Linked DNA regions of Mus musculus: region 2 is linked to region 1. A link is a loop called in an ENCODE intact Hi-C map of the cell type or tissue named here. Cell type or tissue: left cerebral cortex. All regions are shown on one strand. Each heading gives the region's core, and the rest is flanking DNA. Links, peaks and the distances in the headings are about the cores only.

What was found. A loop is a pair of places that touch in the nucleus more often than their neighbours do. Peaks named below come from ENCODE experiments on the same cell type or tissue, not always from the same donor. Only the 100,000 strongest peaks of a DNase experiment are listed, where the experiment ranks them.
Region 2: a loop joins it to region 1, with 1.8 times the contacts of the local background. A loop is called at or near these places in 2 of 42 quality-filtered maps.

Annotation. Positions count from the first base shown.
Region 1 is chr12:70,400,773-70,406,152 of GRCm38, reverse strand. No RefSeq gene overlaps it. Among named protein-coding and RNA genes, the nearest start is that of Gm51972, 19 kb to the right of the region's middle. In left cerebral cortex, for the core only: no CTCF peak of the experiment used is centred there; DNase peaks (open chromatin) are centred at 1,641 and 3,205; H3K27ac peaks cover 3,384 bases.
Region 2 is chr12:70,301,514-70,306,893 of GRCm38, reverse strand. All of the region lies in intron 1 of Trim9 (tripartite motif-containing 9), which reads left to right. Among named protein-coding and RNA genes, the nearest start is that of Trim9, 43 kb to the left of the region's middle. In left cerebral cortex, for the core only: a CTCF peak has its summit at 2,721; DNase peaks (open chromatin) are centred at 391 and 4,370; H3K27ac peaks cover 2,384 bases.

The sequences.
Region 1 (5,380 bases), core at 273-5,272:
TGGGTGATGAAGATGGAAAGGCTAAGCCACAGGAAGTGCAGTCAGTGGAGGGACCTTAGATTTAACCTGACGTTCGTCTCAGCTTTCCCCTTGATGGTATATACATTCTTACTTTGAGTCTACTTTAGTGGCCAGTGAGTTTTTTCTATAACTTCCTCAAGGGAACAAATTCTTTCATATCAGCAGCTCATATAATTTCCCTATATTCAGCTTATAAAGGGATTTACTTCATTACTGGTTTATTTGCTGAGACTGACCCTTCACTGCCTGCCCAGGTGGCTTTTCTAGGCTTGATTGCATGTGGAGCTAAGGTTTTGATTGACAGTGCTCCACAACGGAAGTGGAGACCTCGAGGATTACAAAGGCAGGGAAGAAGGAACTTGGGTTCATTGAGCACCCACTGGTATACATTTGACATTTTGAGCATATAATTTTCTTTACTTCTAATTACTCATGACATTTCATTATCTCAGTTTTTAAGGCGAGAAACCTAAAGTTCAAAGAAGTTACATAACTTATCAAAGATTACAGATTTCTCAAGTGGAGGAAGTGCGATTCAAGCTCAGCTTCCCCCTGACTCTGAAGTCTACTCCCTTGCCGCTCTACTTTGTAGTCACACCCATAAGATGTTGACTTTCGGTCAGCACTAAATTTTCTATGAACAAACAGGAGAGGTAGAGGTATTTACCCTGTGTAAAATGCATGCATTTTACATGATACAGAAGAGATGATGAATCAGAAGTGACTCTACTTAGAAAGCACACATGAATCTTCTAAATAAAATCATCAGATTGATAAAGTTATTACATATTAAATTTATTTGTTCAGGTGTGTGGTGTGTGTGTGTGTGTGTGTGTGTGTGTGTGTGTGTGTGTGTTTGTACATGCTCATGTAGTGAGCACGAGAAAGCCAGAGAGCAGCTTTAAGGAGTCATTTTTTCCCCTATTACACAAGTCTCAGGGAATAAATTCATGTCGTCTTGTTGGTTGCAACTACCTTTGCCCACTGAGACAGCTTGTCAGCACATGGTTGATAAGGTTTTAATGATATCTCATTTTTCATTGAAAAAAAAAGTATGAGTCTGGCTAGTCAACCTGGCTGGGTCTCTGAACTGAGTGGCAACCTGGACCAATTGCTCCATCTTGGTGTCAAGTGGAAAGTTATGTTAAGTAAAAAAGCAATGTGACAATTGACTTTTTAAAATTGTTCTGGGAGATAAACAGGAAACAAAAGGAAGTTACCAAAAGACAGATCCCAACAATACTTAGAGGGAGAATTATAGTTGTATAAGGAAGTGAAGGTCACGGGACACCTTCAAACTGACCAGGGAATCATCTGGGAAAGATGATGTCTGACAGCATCCTGTGGTGGCCTCTGGACTCCAACAATCCAATCCTGTTTCCTTACTGAATCTGTCTTTATTCTGTTTTGGTCAGAGCCACTGTCTACTTCCTGGGTAATTTCAGGACATCTTAACCTTAAAATGTATATGGATTCTGCTGGCCTGAAGACTGTTATCTTCTTCCAAAGCCCCGTTCCCATTCGTCTTCCCCTGCACCTTTTGAGGGAGGAGCCCTGTTGAGCATCTGCTCTGGGATTCATGTCCTGTCCTCCAGCTATGCAGAACACCCCCGTTCCTGTGGGGGCGGGAGGCTTGGCTCTCCTTTTAGAAGCTCCCTTCTGTGCTGTGCTAATCACACCCTCAGTACATTTCACATCTTATTTTTAGGAGCAAAGCATACAGAACCCCAGCACCAACAGCAGTTTCTGTGGCAACCTGGATCGCCCCCCCCCCCCCGTTTGTCCAGCTGTGCAGAATTAAGCTCTAAAAGAGGCCATTTACATCATGGAAAGGAGATTCATTCGAGATGATGGTGAACCTTTGAAAAGGTTCTCCTCTAAGAGAGAATTAGCTAAGAATTAGGTTGGAGGGGCGGGGTGAATGAGGTGAATGGAAGAAATAGAACCTTTACTTGGAGCTAGAACTATTATAAAATCCCAGGTGTGCCCAGGCATGCCCTAGTTGCCTTGATTTTTTTTTCCCACAAGGCATCATCTCAGATGCAAAAATAGGATTTAGACCAATGAAAACTAGTTTGAATATTTATATCACTGGGGTTTGTTGATAAGCTCTCCTGGACTCCCTCTCTTCGCTGGATCTTCCTGGATGACCTTCCAGACATTTTGACACAGTTCCTGAGTTTTCTTGGCTAGCTCTTTCAAGCCAACTGTTCTACTTCCCCAGGACACCTTCAGCTACTTCCCCGGGGACACCTTCAGCAAGCTCGCTCTTCCTAGCAGTCAACACAAGCCAAGTACAAGGGTAGGCCTGGGAAAACACCGTCCGAAAAGTATGATCTGGGCAACACCCAAAGACAGTCCTCCCCCAGTCAGCCCAATCCCCACTTCTAGGTCATATTGTGCTCAGGATTACAATGGTAACAGTGTTTGGGGTCAGGTTATTTGATTATTCATAATTCTAAACAGGTGCACATATGCTTTGGAAAAGCAACATCTTGGTATCTTTTTTTTTTCTATTTTATGTAACACCTGATTTTAAGAAAATGAAGCACAGCTGATATTTTAAAAATATCTCTTCTCTAGAATGTCTGCAAAGAAAAATAGGAATTAATGTGCCCAGGCCTAGAGCATGTCACTTACCTTAATAAATAACTGAGCTACAAGTTTCCCGAAGCCAATCAAAGAAAGCCTTTATTATAAGTCATCACGCGATTAGATCGTTCATATGCTCATATGGTCTTCTGGAAGCCTACAGTTGGTAGTCTACAGACCAGTGTTTTATAACATCTGAAAATGAACCCCAGCCCTGCCATACTATGACAGTTTTTCATTAGTGTCGTCTCCCATATGTGTTGGGTGCCAGAAAATGTCAGCACTGATAACTTGACTTTTTAAAACGTGGGCCACACTTCATGCTACCTTTAAATTTCAGTGTTGCTATGACATCAGCAAAATCGGTTTAGCTGTAACAACATGAGACCCTTGTTCTCTGTCTTTTACCTCAAAATTAGCTAGCAGCAGCAGACTCCCAAGATCCCTGGAGTCCAAGTGACATTTGGTGAGCTATACTTGAGGACCAGCAGATAGCAGACTAGTGTGTAGGTTTCTTTATTGCTCAGAAAGGAAGTATAGTGGGAAGAGAAAGGAGGGCAGTCGATCCTGGTTTATTCTCTCATTGGATCATCACAGGCAGAGGACACAGAATCCTTAATACCTAGACTCCAGGAAGGCGACCCTCAGGACATCAATACCAAAGGAGCTGATAAAAAGACTGAGTGCTCTAAGTGTAGTTTGTGACACCCCAGCAAACCCCACGTGCACTGATCTAGACCGATACCCTTCACACTTTTGGAAGTGAGTAGAAGACTGTTGATTCCAAGCGGCGATGAGGAGGGAGGTGTGGCTCTGACTCTGCATCTCCATCCCCCATCTGTGTCAGAGTGATAGCTTCTGGCTGTGCTCTCTGGCTGAGCAGGGGGATTTGTGTCGTCTTCCCTAGGCAGAATGGCTGCCACTGGGGCCCAGGACCTCAAAAGCAGGTGCTAGCAATCCAGTGATGTCCAGACAAGTATCCGTAAAGGAAGCAAAGACTAGCATGAGTAACAATAACAGCAGGTTCTTGTGGTGTGGCCCACAAGCAGAACCCGAGACATCCAAGAGCTGGGGATGCCTCATTCTCTCTATCCACGGATAGCCCCAGAAGATGAGGGTTTCTCCGTCATCACTGCTAGAGTCAAGTCCATTGTCCATACATCTTCAGTGGCAAGAAGCCCCTTTGTGACATAGTATGTAGATTTCACTAGAGGTACAGAAATGATGGGGTCAACACTGCACACCAGTTGTGTAATTTCCCTCCACTTGACCTCATAAGGTTGAACTTGACCATTGTTCTCCCTCCCTTCCTCCCTTCCTCCTTCCCTCCCCCATTCTCTCTGATTAGCCACCCTTACCTGAGAATTAGAGGTCATTTGGCTCATTCAGCAATCAAGTTCAGTTTTCTCTGTCTTGCTTTTAGGTTTACGATTATTCAATTTTTTAGTAAATTTACTAACACCTGGAATTTTGCACTTCAAGTTTCTTAAAAGAATGGTCTTTCATTTTCTGGGAAAACTATATGCACACCAAATCCTCTCTGTTGTTGTTTCTCTGAAGTTCTCTCTCTTTCTCTCTCTCTGTTTGTCTTTGTCTCCCCCCAACCCCCGTCTTAATGTCCCAGATTTCCCAGTAGCTCACTCACTGTTAGCACCGAAGTCTGACTGATGAGGTCTCACCTGATGAAGTTATCATATTTAGTGGAGAAAGTTAGCCCACTCACTTTTATTTTAGCTATCTATTTTTAGGCATATTTTTGACTTTAAATTCTTTGTTTTTTCATATTTCCTATATGCTGTGTTTCTCCCTTTTTCTGGACTTTTACCAGGGGTTCTTTTTCTTTCTCGGCAATAGAAATTCTGTTTCTTTGGGCTGTGTGAAAACTCCACTGTCCCAGGACTCAAGACCTTCTATTAGGGTGCTGGTCTGGGCATTGCCCTTACCTTGAGGGTTCAGTCAGTGGGAAGGAGGTAGACATCCCGAGAGACATCATTTCTACGTGTATCCCTGTAGTCAAAGTTAGCAGCAGCACACACTTGGCTTACAAGAGAGCCTATGCTATGCAGACAAATTTTGAGTCCTATAATGGCTACAAATCCCTTGAGTACAGAAGTGGGGGGGATGAATATTTGGGGACAATCTGGCAGCCTTTGCTTCAGCTGAGATGTTGACTTTCTGACTTATTGCAAGGATTAATCTGCAACTCTTAACTCCTTATCTAACCCAAATAAAACCATCAGTATATGGCTAGGTTTTAGGTAAGTGCTCTGACTTGATGCATTTTAACAATGTTCTAACTTCAAATGTCTTCAAAAGGTTTGAGCCCCAGAGCAGCACTATTTGGAAGATGTGGAACTTTTAAGTGATGGGACCTTGTTGAAGGTCCTGACTTCTGTGGGAATATAGCTTTGAAGAGGATCATGGGACCCATGCCTCCTTCTGCTTCTGGGTCTGTGGTATAAGCGAATGTGCTCTGTCGCTTGCTCCCCCTCCCCCTCCCTCATCCTCTGCTCTACCCCACCCCCACCCCCACCTTCTTGGACTGGAAACACTATGAGCTAGATAAACCTTTGCTCTTCATAAGCTAGCTCAGGTATTTTGTTACAGTAGCATGAAGCTGACTAAGGCAAATGCATTAACACACTTTAAACCCGGTTCGTTAAATGATTTTGGCAATGTTCCTTCTATTTCCTTTAGGTGGAATAATTTGAGAAGTATTGGTATTAGGTCTTCTTTTAAAATCTGATAAAATTCTGCATGAAAACCG
Region 2 (5,380 bases), core at 77-5,076, 99 kb after region 1:
AAAAAAAAAAAAAAAAAACAAAACGACTTGCAGAATCTGAGGTCTGTGTGGAACTGAACACACTCACATGCATATGTGTGCACAAATACATGCATGTGCACACACGCATGTGTGTGTGCGTGCACAGGCAATCACATGCACCTGGTGTAGTATTTTCCCCCCAGCAAGTTTCCTATGAAGCTTCTGTGTCACCAATCTCCTTTCTCCTCTGGCTTTTCAGCATCAGAGCCCAAGGGAGAGCGAATGAGAAAGGCCTGTGTCTGTAGAGATGGATAGATTACAACCTCAGAGCTACAGAGACATGGTAATGTTACAGGCCCAACATCCACCTTATTCGGGGCTAGTTCAGCACCCTCCCACTAGCCATCCCTCGCCCACCTCTGTGTCAGAACTGACATTCTGTGACTCACAGAGAAAAACCTTTTGGAGTCTACTAATTCAACATACCCACTGGCTTCTACCAAGCCCAAAGCTGTCATCAGATTGGATCTTAGGCCTGTGGAAGAGCATCCCCCAATCCTCTCTTATATGCTCCCAATGTATTTTAGATTTGCCTTGATTTATCACTTTCTTTGTTCTGCAAAGCTAGATAGAACTTCATGAAACTACTTCCAGGTAAAGTGGAGTTTAGGATACTCTAAAGCTGTGTCCCTGGGCCGTAATCACTCAAAATGGCTACAGAATAAATCATTCCTGATCCCTTTAAGAGGAAAGCTGTGTTTTTGTTTTTTCTTGTTGCTGGCTTGGGTTTCTTTGTTCCTGTTGTTTGTTTTGCATTAACACTACCTAGCCTTCTAGGTAGAAAGCTAGCTCTCTAGCACGACAACAGATGCAATTATATGCGTCAGGGCCTCATTTAAGCAAGGTGTTGTGAACATTGTTAACTACAGGCTTAGACAATGCCCTGTTATGTTTAGTTTTGCATTTCCAGAGATTATACCCAGGGCCTAGGACATGATAGGCAAGTGTTCTCCTACCGAATGATGCACACCTAGTCCTTCAATGTTTTAAGACTGGGATGGTGGACTGTGGGGTGCATGAGCACATACAGGCATGCGCGCGCACGCGCGCGCACGCGCGCACACACACACACACACACACACACCTGCATTGGAGAGAAGCCAAGGTTAAAGGCAGGAGGTGAGAAGGCCAGCCCTCTGTCCCTGCTTCATGCAGAAAACGCTAGGACCAGGTCTGGATATGAGGAGTAGCCAGCAGCAGCAAAGCAGGTCATGTTCAGTGCCCTGGGGATGGATGGTGCATGGCATGGGGACGTCAGTCCCTCTGCCATTCCTCATAGGGCCAGGCTGCCAATGGCCTCAGAGGAACATTGTTATCCCAAAGAGGAAGATGCCCAGAGGAGAAAAAAAAGCCTTCATCCTACAAGACTGACTCAAGATTGCCTTTTAGCCTGCCGTGACATTAAAGTGGCTTCAAGGCCCACTCCTTTCCTCACCAACATTGTTCCTGCACTTGGAAGTCCTTTGAACTACAGTCTCGTTTGACAATCAGAAATGAAAGATTTAAGAGGGAAATCTTTGGTTTGGATAAAAATTTAATGTGAATGAATTTCTGTGAAAGGATAATGGGTATTTGATGGAGAAGTAGAGATGGCCCCAAGGGATGGGCTAAGAGGACCAGGGCAAGATGCCATGTGAAGAGGCTGGAACTTATCGCTAGTGGCAGCCACCATCTTCTGCTGGGTGGGAACAGCACAGGCTATGTATTGGGGGAACTACACAGTGGCTTTTAAAACCATTCTCTTAGCATATGTGCCTCCATGCTGGGGACTGATACAGCCTCTCTCTGCCCTCTGCAGAGGTGTGAGGAGTGGTTTCAGCTGAAGCTGTGCATGCGTCCCCTCCTCAAATCTGTGCTCTCAATATCACCTGTCTTTGGGGAGCCTGCTGCTTCAGCGGGAAGGCCACTATTCAGAAGAGAACCCTAATCTCAGTGTCCTCAGGGATTTGAGGCCACATGGAATTCATTTGGTGAATTATAGTCTACTAGATGGAGAGCTTTTAAAAAATGTATACTCACATGTAAAAATTATTTATTTATATGAGTGTTATTGGCAAGTGTATTTATAAAATACTATTTAAAACACGTATCATGTTCGACTTTTAATTCAATTAAAAATTTGAGATGTTTTGATACATTTTTAAAGCAATATAATAAAATAACAGGGTTGCTAAGGAGACGAAATGGAGGTAAATGGACGGTAGTAACTTATACCCTTAACTGAGCAGCAGATAATTAGGAACTCTTGTGTCCTGGCCACATTCAGAATAGCTCCGCAAACCTCTTCTTTTCAAGGAAAGAGGAGGAAAGGCAGGTTATAGGTAACATGTCCTTAGATCGAAGCCCTTGTCTCTATTGGATTGAACCATCCCTGCTATTCCTGAGAGGGTCAGGTTCTCATCCAGGTCCTGGAAGAGAGTGCTGCCTAGCATCAGGACTCTTTCTCTGTGTGACGTCAGGGGTAGGTCCAGCCATCCGTCACCTCGAGCTACCTGTCCCTGCTTGTGTGCCCTGTTGCAGGTTCTTCTTAGGAAATTATCACACAGTCATTTAGTCGCTTACAAGATCAGCCAGGTCCCGTGGCAAGATGTATTTCTGTGGGAATCAAACCTTAGATTCTACCTCACTGAGAGAAAACAGTTGTCATGGAAACCATTCCTATTTTCACTAGGATAGAGCTGCAGTTCACTCACACAGAGACAGGCTGATAAAGATATTGAGCAGAGAATGAAAAAAAAATCATACGCAGTTAAATTCATTTCCATGGGTAATATTGATCATCCCTACTTGTGCTATTATAGACCGAAATTGGCCTGTAAATCCTGCATCCTGGCAAAGCTATCAGTCCTGGTAAGGCAAAATGTAAATCTAATGTAGACACTAGCTAAGATACCCCAAAGTTTGTCAGCTGTTAGAATAAGGTGGTGTTTGAATTTGTTTGTGAAACAGTATTAAGAGGGAGAGCTGTGCTAAGGATGACTGCCTTTCTTTGTGTTTGAGCTTTTTAAATGTAGTGTTAGGGTTATCAGAGAAGCGTGTGTGTTTTGCCATTGATAACAAAGAAACAAATGTCTCAGACTCATAGTCGAAGACAGGAATGAACCACGTGTGCCCACATGCTCTCCTTACAAACCAGTGGCGTCTCGATATGGCCAAGAGGGACTCCTGTGTGTCACAGGCCTTATCATGTCTGTCCCAGTCTGAAGAGAAGAATGCTTCTCAGAATGGGTGGAGGTGTGGCAGAGATGGTGTGTGTTATGGCACTCCTCGCTCTGGCGTCTAGATCTCCTCTCCCCTGAAGAATCACCTCTGCTGGAGTTACTTTTCTCATCAGTGTGATAAAACAGCTGACAAATGCAACCTAAGGGAGCAAAGATTTGTTGTGACTTGAAGACCCAGGGGACACTGCTCAGGTGAAGGGGAGCACTTGGAGGCTAGGGCAGGAGGCAGTGGTCACACTGTGTCCACAGTCAGGAAGCACCGAAAGATGGATGCTGGTACTCTTCTCCTTTCAATCAGGGGTCTCAGCCTATTATGGTGCCACTATTTAGGATAGGTCTTCTGACCCCAATTTACTCTAGATAATCTCTCATAGGCATATCCAGAGATTTGTATCCACAGCAGTCCTAAATCTCATCAAGTTGACAGTCAAGATTGGAAACAGTGGATCACAGCCACGTTTCCAATTAGGCATAAGTAAAATCGTGTGCTTGTGGAAGAGACTCGGCCTCGCAGAAATAGCGTTTGCCAAGTGACTAGGTTTTGAGTGTTTCTGGGCCTCAGCAGCAGAAGGAAAACTGGCATCTTGGTGTGGAGAAGGGCACCCAGAAGTCCGAGCATCCCTTTGGTTCTTGGGTGATGTTACCTAAGGATCAGGATGCTTCTGCTATAACACACCCAAAGACTTGAAACCAGAGGGAAAGATGGGAGCTTTAAACAGAGTGGAGAACTAGAAAGGGGCCAAGGAAAATCACCAGGATAAGCAGGAACCAGGAACCTGGTGCTTCAGTCTGTCCTCTGAGACTTTTGTTGCTGTAGATATGAAGACTGAGTATGCCCAAGATGACAACCAACCAAGGAAGAAACAATTAGCCATGTTGAATTTCTGTCACTTTTAACTTTTCAGTACAGGATGTTCTATGTGGCCCCAAATTCAGGATGAGTTGTTTGAGTCATTAGGAAGCTTGGGGGCAAAGCTTCCCCCCCCCCCCACTAAATACTAAATATCACACTGGCAATGGTTAAGAGTACATTTGAAAACTGAGATTAAAGGCATGTGTGCCACCACCGCTAGCTCACAAAGCCAGCCTTAAGAATAGTACCAGGGGGAGGGAAAAAGCTTACTTAACAAATGCTTCAGGCAGCCCTCTGCATGCCAGCACTTCTTCCAAATGCTTTGCAAATATCACCAGTGAGAATTTTCTCCCGAGCCAGGAAAAGATCATTAGGAAGCCTGGGGCAAAGCTTCTCTCTCCCCCAACTAAATATTAAATATCACACTGGCAATGTTTAAGTCTACATTTGAACACTGAGATTCTACATTTTAATGTTTTATATGATTTATTTTATGTATGTTTGTGTTGGGCTGAGTATATATGTGTGTGTGCCAGGAGTCTTCAAAAGCCGGAAGAGAGTGTTGGACCTCCTGGAACTGGAGTTACAGGTAAACTGTGAGCCACGTGGGCACTGGGAACTGAATGAGGTCATCTGCGAGAGCAGTCAGTGCTCTTAATCTGTGAGCATCTCTCCATCCTCAAGATTGATTGATTTTTTTTTCCTACCAGACTGCAAATACAAATGTTCCATTGATACTATTTGAAAAGATTCCTCTTATCACTTTCTATGGATATATAAATGATAATTCCCCAGGGGCAATTTTGGCAACTTGATTTTCAAAACTCTTTAAATATGAGTGCTTGTTGGTCAAGCATGTTCAACTCTAGAAATAGGAATAATTTATAATATAGTCAAATAGTTACAACAGGAATTTCATTTCAGCTCTTTGCAATAATGTGAAAGCAATCTAGTTATGAAATAAGAGATTAATTATGTAGATTGTGATGATGTACAGAGAGCATCACACTGAAGCTTTGAAGTTAATAGCATGAGCCCTGGACCCAGACTGCCTGCCTTGGAAATCCTGCTTTATGTCTTAACAGTATTATGGCTTTAGAACTCAACCTTCCTGTTAGATTCTATCAGCCGCAAAATTGTCTCAAAAACCAAATGAGAGAATATATTTAAAATATTACAAACAGTAGCTGGCATATAGTGAGTATTGTCTAAGTGTTTTGTAGCTATTGAAAAGTAGAAAGATATTTGTGTTACATTAAATGAAGAAGGCAGATTTCAAGATAGC